Linked DNA regions of Homo sapiens: region 2 is linked to region 1. Evidence: chromatin contacts called from ENCODE Hi-C or POLR2A ChIA-PET data. All regions are on one chromosome and are shown on one strand. The core of a region is the stretch at or near the end of the contact, and the rest is flanking DNA. Distances in the headings are between cores, read along the strand shown.

What was found. A loop is a pair of places that touch in the nucleus more often than their neighbours do. ChIA-PET counts read pairs that join two places held with the same protein, here RNA polymerase II (POLR2A). Pooled maps may share reads with other maps.
Region 2: a map of OCI-LY7 shows a loop between it and region 1 (4-fold over the local background). The contact joins the enhancer-like site here to the promoter of DIAPH1-AS1 in region 1. A Hi-C loop is called at or near these places in 9 of 168 maps with a recorded cell type or tissue (CD8-positive, alpha-beta T cell, MCF 10A, OCI-LY7 and 5 more), 8 of 37 single-sample maps with no recorded cell type and 20 of 50 pooled maps. POLR2A ChIA-PET finds 5 or more read pairs at or near these places in 14 of 52 experiments (A673, AG04449, AG04450 and 10 more).

What each region holds. Positions count from the first base shown.
Region 1 is chr5:141,556,244-141,560,146 of GRCh38, reverse strand. DIAPH1-AS1 (DIAPH1 antisense RNA 1) reads right to left here and starts at 1,836. Exons shown (of 3, transcript NR_038333.1): 1 at 1,660-1,836. The region is part of intron 18 of DIAPH1 (diaphanous related formin 1); the gene reads left to right. RefSeq lists enhancers at 1,951-2,245, 2,006-2,858.
Region 2 is chr5:141,507,060-141,510,962 of GRCh38, reverse strand. It overlaps PCDHGA1 (protocadherin gamma subfamily A, 1), which reads right to left. Exons shown (of 4, transcript NM_018912.3): 4 at 1-16. It overlaps PCDHGA2 (protocadherin gamma subfamily A, 2), which reads right to left. Exons shown (of 4, transcript NM_018915.4): 4 at 1-16. It overlaps PCDHGA3 (protocadherin gamma subfamily A, 3), which reads right to left. Exons shown (of 4, transcript NM_018916.4): 4 at 1-16. It overlaps PCDHGB1 (protocadherin gamma subfamily B, 1), which reads right to left. Exons shown (of 4, transcript NM_018922.3): 4 at 1-16. It also overlaps PCDHGA4, PCDHGB2, PCDHGA5, PCDHGB3, PCDHGA6 and PCDHGA7, and 13 more genes. Among named protein-coding and RNA genes, the nearest start is that of PCDHGC5, 20 kb to the right of the region's middle. RefSeq lists enhancers at 358-447, 1,758-1,807, 1,622-2,122, 2,978-3,027, 3,298-3,347. Within about 2 kb of position 1,727, at least 23 of the 41 ENCODE cell types and tissues checked have a DNase peak (open chromatin) inside an H3K27ac peak, as active enhancers do; they include A673, OCI-LY7, dorsolateral prefrontal cortex and 2 more, where a contact is called at or near this core.

The DNA of each region.
Region 1 (3,903 bases), core at 587-3,086:
TATTTAGATCTTGATCCAAATGAACTATACAAAACACTTGACAGTTGAGACAGCTGGAAATTAGTGTGATAATGGTTTCATGGCATTTTTTAAAAAGTCATCATCTTTTAGAGATGTGTACAGAAATAATTGCGGATCATTATGGGATTTAGAAGTGGGGTGTAGATGAAACAGAATTGGTCACGAGTGGATAACTGTTGAAACTGAGTGATGTATGCATGGGGATTAATAATTGTGTTTTTGAATGTTTAATTTTTCCCATAATAAAACATTTTTTAATCCAGGAAAAGAGTTTTATTTCTAGTACCTTATTTTAATGCCTTTTCTTCTGCCCTCTAGCCTATTGTTTCCTTGCATAAACCTGTCCTCTTTGCTGACATACCTGAGTCCTTGTTTGGGATAGTGCCTGTCCTTCCAGTCCTTCCCCACCCACATCCTAGAAGCAGACCTCTTTTTAGCACTCCCTAATTGAGTCACCATCCTGGGTGTGCTGGGAAAGTATCTGTGGGAAACTCAATGACTATATTATCTGAAAGACCAAATGCTTGGTGAAGTGCCCAGATTTTTAATACTGCTTTTCTGCTACCCTTCCAGACTTATATCTGTCCCCTTCTTTATAACTCTCAGCATCTGGTTCTTCCTTTGGGATTCTGTGTGGCTTTGTTCTTGTCCTTTAGGTTTGTTCATTAATGCCAGTTTGCCCTGTCCCTCCTTACAGCTTGCACATCTGTAATGGTCTAGTTCTGTGGGATTTTGCAGATAGTTGTATATTTTGGCCAAGGTATCAGTGATACGGTTACCTTTGGGCAGGGATAACTGCTATTCGGTTGGCATGATATTTTTTCCTTCTATAATGTATACCTTAGTGATTGTTTTAAAGTGCTGAATTTATCCCTTATGTATATTACAACCATGAAGAATATAAATCAGAAGTCCTCCATTTGGGCAGCTTCTTATATTAACACTTATATTAACATTAAGACCCTCTTACTGTCTCCTCTTCCCAGAATTAGAGAGTTGATGTAGTGCTTAATAGACATGGCTTATTGTATGCTAGGTGAACTTGGCAATTCCATAGCTATGTTACCCTCACAGAAAGTTATTTCCTGGAGAGATTATTAAGTGTTCTGATCTTTCATATATGCCTGAGAGATCTAAGATTCTTCCACAAAGACCCTATTTCTTCAGAGAAAACTATAGTGATGCCAGAGTCTTTTTTTTTTTTTTTTTAACAACTTGTGATTTTTGTGCACCTGTGTTGTATGTGTTGCCATTATCTCACTTTAGGGACGTTGGATAAACTGGCGTATTTGTGCAGCCTCATTTAAGTAGTGGCAACCATTAATGACTTGTACCCACAAGTTTTTCCAGATAATTTCTGTTTTTTCCACCTTTCTTACATGTTCTTTTTTAGTCATAGGTACTTGGCTTACTCAAGGGAGGTGTAGCGTAAGATAAAGATAATGGAGGGTGTTCCCTGTAGAATAGGTACAAATGCTGCAGGCTTTATCTTGGGCAGAGCAAGTAGGGTTTTGGTCCTGAGTAAGTGAGTGAGGTTAGGTGGAGCTGCCTGTCTTCCAGCCGTGCGGATACAACTGACTCAGTCCGTGTTCTCAACAGTTTTTGAAAAGCCCATTTTTCTATCCCACTTACTCCCACCTGCAGTTCTTTAAGAACGTAGTTTCCAGGATGTCAGGCAACTCCCCACTCCTCCATTTCCTGTTTGTGGTCTTCATTGAGAGACGCCTTAAACAGGAATTCCTGGGGAAGTGCAGGCTATAGCGGTGGGATTCCGGGGGTCATTAGTCCATTATTGAAGCTGGGGAATCATGTACTATAAAAGGACCTCCCTTCCGTTCTGTTGTCTCCTAGAAACTATTACTGATCATAACCAAGCAGTAACTGCAACTCAGGGCTGTTGACTTGTGCCCTTTGTCTTTAGAGACTGAAAATTATTTTCCCTTCTTGTGCCTCAGTTTCTATTAGTTGAATTTTAGAGCTCAACATCAAGATTTGTGACAAAATTAACTTGGACTCTGTAGGACTGATTCGTTTGAAATGCAAAAGTAGTGAAGAACATAAAACAGACTCCCTATCTTGGCCGCCAGGGGGTGCCCTTTCCCTTCGCTTTACTGTCTGGCACTCCCCACCGCATTCAGCCATTTTAGACAGATTGTTTTTGCTCCCAGCTAACTCCATTTTGTATTTGTGACGCAGGAATAAAAAAAGGAGTTAGGCAAAGGAGGAGTCTGGTTTGCAGAGGGAGGGAGACTGGCTGAGGCGCAGCTACGTACTCTTTTACTCAGCAGTTGCTCATCAGGGACACACCTTGCTGCAGGCTGCCTGCATCCTGAGCAATCGATGCCGCAAGTCCTTGCCAGCGGAGCACAGAGCAAAATGGTTTGGCTGCCGGACACCTACTAACAGTGACAGAGTGCTAGCTTTTGAGGCAGCAGGCCAGGGCATCCCCTCTGCCTCATCTAGACTCTAATCCTGGGTTTAGGTGTTTTTGCTACAGAGATGTTTAGGGCAGTTTTCTTAATTATAGGATCAGATAAGAAAAGATACCCCCAAAAAAAGAAGAAAAAAAGGAACCCCTTTCACTTAGCTGTCTGGGAAGAATCAAATGCCCCAAGGACTCTAGGGAAATGGTCCTGAATTTTTTTAAAAAATGTTATTTTTGAAACCGTGAAAAAAATGCACGCACACATACACACATATATGTAAAGAGACTAGTATGAACACCCCTATGTCCATCACCCATTTAAAAAACTTAATCAACAGCTAGTCTTGTTTCATATACCTGTATCAACTTTGTCTTTGCCACCCATTATTTTTACATGTATCCTTGTTCATATTATTTAATCCTTAAGCAGTTCAGAATGTGTGTCAAAAAAATTAGGACTTTTAAAAGAAGATAATTACTACCATTATCACATTTAAAAAATTCTTTATCATCAGATAGCCAGTTAGTATTAAATTTCCCAAATTATCTTATGATAGTTGTTTTTTTTAATAGTTCATTTGAATCAGAGCCAAATAAAGTCTACACATTGCAGTTGGTTGATGTCTCTATAGGTTCTCTCTTATGCTCTTTTTTATTTTTTATTTTGCAATTTATTTATAGACTTAATTTCTTTTAAAAAGATCTCTGCCAGGCGCGGTGACTCACGCCTGTAATCCCAGCACTTTGGGAGGCCGAGGCGGGCGGATCACGTGAGGTTGGGAGTTTGAGACCAGCCTGGCCAATATGGCGAAACCTCGTCTCTACTAAAAATACAAAAATTAGCCGGGCCGCCTGGTGGCGCATGCCTGTAATTCCAGCTACTCGGGAGGCTGAGGCAGGAGAATTGCTTGAACCCGGGAGGCGGAGGTTGTGGTGAGCCAAGATTGCACCACTGCACTCAAGCCTGGGTGACAGAGTGAGACTCCATTTCAAAAAATAAATAAATAAATAAATAAAAAGAAGATCTCTCAGGTTGGGACTGAGAAGATACAAAGCCAGACTTCCCTTCTTGCCAGAGCAGAGCCTCTTCTTTAGGATTTCCCACAGAGGCTATTGGTGACCAAGTGAAGGAGCAATGCCCTGCCACCTTCAGAGGGAGAAAGGGCTGGACTCTTACTTTTCTCCTGACGTGATAATCTGTTACCCAAAGTCTTGAGAAAAGTTTGCACACTGCCGTCAACGGAGAACATGGTCATAGAAGTGGGCCTCACCCGTTCTAAGAATTAAAGGAGAGCTTTTAAGCTTTGGGACAACTGTGTTTGGCCACTGTGTAATAGCTGCATCCCTATGGTGATTCTAGAGTATCAGCTTTTTTTTTCCCGAATACTTTTTTTACTTAAGTAGCAGCTTTCTCCCTGGTAAGACTCAATGAATTAACAGCACTTCATGGACTTTTA
Region 2 (3,903 bases), core at 478-2,977, 49 kb after region 1:
CTCCCATCAGCAGCTTCTGCAGAGACAGAGGAAGATCAGGTGGGAGCTAAACTTAGGGTCCTCAACAGTCACTGTCTTATATCCCCAGCAGTTAATGAATGCCTATACAGCACCCTGGGCCTTGACCACGCTGAGCACTGGGAATATAGGGGTCACCAAGGTAGTCTCTCTTCACAAGAGTTGAGGGTAGAGGTTAAGAGGCTCTGGAGTGAGAAAGTCTAGGTTTGATTCCTAGCTCCTTTCCTTACTCACTGTGATCCTGGGCAAGTCTACCTAACCTCCTTATGCCACTTCAGTTTTCTCATCTGCAAAATGGGGATGATAATGGTAACCACCTCTTCTGGTTTTAGTGAATGCTAAATAAGAAAATGTATGTCAGGTACGTAAAATAGTGCCTGGTAGATGTAAGTGCTCAAAACACATTCGCTGGTATTTCTCTCAGGGCTGTGACACGGGCTCTCAGTTCCTTGCCCTGGCTTTCTCAAGGGAGCCTCTGACTCCCACACTAGACCATGGGCTCCTGGAGGGCAGCAGCCATGAAACCATGGCTTTACATGCCCCTAGCCTTTGCCAAGCAAGGCCTGGCACGAGTAGAGATTCGGTAGTTCCGTTAGTAAGTGTGTGGGGTGGGGGTGAAGAGTGCTCTTCCAAGCCTCCATTTCAAAACAGCATTTTTTTTTTTTTTTTTTTAAGATGGAGTCCTGCTCTGTCGCCCAGCCTGGAGTGCAGTGGCGCGATCCCGGCTCACTGCAACCTCTGCCTCCTGGGCTCAAGTGATTCTCCTGCCTCAACCTCCTGAGTAGCTGAGATTACAGGTGCACACCACTAGCCCAGCTAATTTTTGTATTTCAAAACAGCATTTGAGCACCTACTGTGTGCCAGGCACTCTGCTGGATGCTTCACATGCACAATCACTTTTAACCTCTACATAACAGCCCAGCCAGCTATGTGGTATGACCCTCATTTTACAGATGAGGGAACCAAGTGTTAGAAGGACCAAGGCCATACCCGGTAGCATTTGTTAGAGGGGCATTCAGGCCCAAGTGTACCTAAGCGCATGCTGGAAGGGACAGTCAGTCACCATCACCACCAGCAGCTTGGACCTTATCCCTGTTCTGAGTGAATGGGAGGTAGAGAGAAGATGGAGAAGAGCTCGGCTCTATGAAGCTGAGGAGATGATGATCTCGGGGACTAGACATCTCAGGGACACTTTAGGCACAGGCTCAGAGTGCCACAGCTAGGTGACATCAGACAGCACCTCCAGTCCAACGTCCCACTGTACAGAAGAAGAAACTGGGGCCCAGAGAAGTCCACACTCTGGCCCTGGCTCAGCATCACCCAGGAACTTGTTTAGAATGCAGCCTCTCGGAATTGCCAGCTGATTTGTACGCACTGTGAAGGCTGCTGTGAGGACTAAATGAGATGGTGCTTCATCCTGTGCAATACATCATCAACACCGTCACATCCAGCATGCCATCACCTCTACCCCTCACCTGCCCTGACTGGGTCGGGGGTGGGAGAGGAGGAAACAAGAGTTTGACTCATTGGGGCTCGCTGCTGGAGGCCCTGAGATCCTCTGTGGTTAGGAGACAGTTAAAACCTCAGGGATGCCCAGGCCAGCCCAGGCCCAGCTGGCAGTAGAGCTTCTCTCCCAGCCTCCCTCTGCCTCCACCCTGGACCCTGGGAGCGGGTAGCGAGAGTGACTAAAGCCGGAGAGGCTGAGTAATCCTGGGACATCAACCAGGGATTGAGAAATAGAGAGACAGGAAATATTTTCAAGCCGGCATAAGAGGAGGAGGGCACACGGGAGGGGAGAGCCGGGATGCGCCTCGGTTTTTCTCTTCACGCACCAGCGCTCAGGTTTCTACAGCCCCCATTTCATGTCGCAAATCCCCGGAGCTGAGAGCTTTCTGGGGGCGGGGGAGAGGGGTTGAGTGGGAGGGAGCAGCTGCCCACTTCCTCCTCTCCTACCCCAGCTGGCCCCCACCCCCAGCCCTTTCATTCCGCTGACATTTCTCTGTTTTCCCTAATTAACTCCAAAAGGAAGCCAGATCCGCCACCGCCCCGCCCCCTCCCCTCCAGCCGTCAGCCTCTTCAGCCTTTCCCAGCCTGGGAATGGAAGGGGTAGGGGAGGGGGGCCCAGATCTGGCTTCAAAGAGCCAGGATTCCAGAGTGATTTAGGGGCTAGAGGGGGGACCTCAGAGGCGCCAGAGAAAGAGCGGGGTGGGGGGTGTAGTCTCCCTGCACACAGAAAAGAATGAGGAGGAACACGGAGAAGCAGGGAGAAGGGAGGCAGAGACAGAATGACAGGAAGGGCCTGACGGAGTAGCTAGAAGCTCGGCCCACCCACGTCCTATGTGCACCCAAGATCTCTGAGTAGCACCCCGAGTGGGTGCAAGTGACAAAGCCATCCCCCGCCCACCTCGTGGGGGGTGCCCTGAGGTTGGGCTGGACCAGGAGGGAGAGAAGATATGGAAATCCAGAATGTAAAAGAAAGAGAATATTTGCTCTGCTCTGCCACTAAGGAACTGTGTGAGCTTGGTCAAGTCTCTGCGTGGCTCAAGCCTGTTTTCCCATCTATAAATCTGAGGGGAAGAAGTTGGATTGCCAGCTTTGACTTTCTGTAGAGTCAGTTCTCCAGTGCCCCTCCCTCTACACCCCACTCCCCCCAAGGCCCACCTTGGTCAAGGACCGGGATTTTCTCTTGGTCCCAGGAGAGGCAGACTTAGGAGAGCCTCAAGAAGCTGGACATCTTCTGGCCTGGACGAGGTGGGGGTGATGCCTTCTCTCCTGTGCCAGCCTCTACTCAGGGAAACTCAGCCCCCAGCTCCCTGACCTCCCTCTGTCCTCTTAACCTACCCCATCCCAGGGCCAAGGCAGCAACTCCAGAGTAGCCCAAGGAGGCTGATTAGCTGGAACACAGCTGGCTGAGCTGCAAACCGCAGCCTCCTTGAGAGCATCCCTCCCCGCAGATGTTTATTTTAAAAGCCTCCTCCCAAGTGTCGGTTTTTACTCTCCCTCTTACTTAACCCCTCTCAGCAGCCCCACAGGCCTGGCTGGGCTGGACTTCAGGAACCTCTCTGGTTTCAGGGCTAGGAAGCGGGTGTGAAAGTGAGAGCAGGGCCTGACCCACCACCTCCACCCCCAGGGTCCGTTCCCCAGGGCGCAGGCTTAGACGAGGGTCAGGCCCTGTGTGGGCCAAAGGTGGGAGGCCTTGACAGGGGAACGAGCTGCATGACTTGCTTGGAGGGTTTGGGGCCATAAATACTGATTTCATTTCTGTTTTTAACATCTGGATTTAGGCTAAAAAGCTGCTTCCTGGCCTCAGGGCGCAAGGCCACAACAGCTAAATATACCTGTTTATTTCCCTCAAGAGGCCAACTTGGCATCTCCTCAGACCCAGCCGCCTGCCACTTTCATACTCAGTCTCTGGCCTCTCTGGAATCATAGCCCCACCAGACCTGGGACAGCTCTGCCTCAGGAGGCCAGCAGTCCCTGCCACCTCTCTCTCTGTCCTTCCGTCAGCTGTAGGCCTGGCCCCACTTAACCTCACAGACATCTGGGGTAGAGTTGCCAGATTTAGTAAATAAAAGTACAGGGCTCCCAGTTAAATTTGAATTTCAGGTAAACAATGAGCATTTTTTTTTTTAGTACATTATGTCTCATGCAACATTTGAGACTGACTTATGCTGAAATAGTACTTGCTGTTTATCTGACATTCAACTGTAACTGGGCATCCTGTATTTTATCTGGCAACCCTGATCTGGAAGAATAAAGCAGAGCTCGAGGAAGAGGACAGCCTCTCATCCTGCTCAGGTAATAGAGAAGCCGAGGCTGGATCCAAAGGCAGCCATGGTCCCTATAGTAGAAAGAGCATAAACTTAGGAGTTGAGCCAGGTTAGA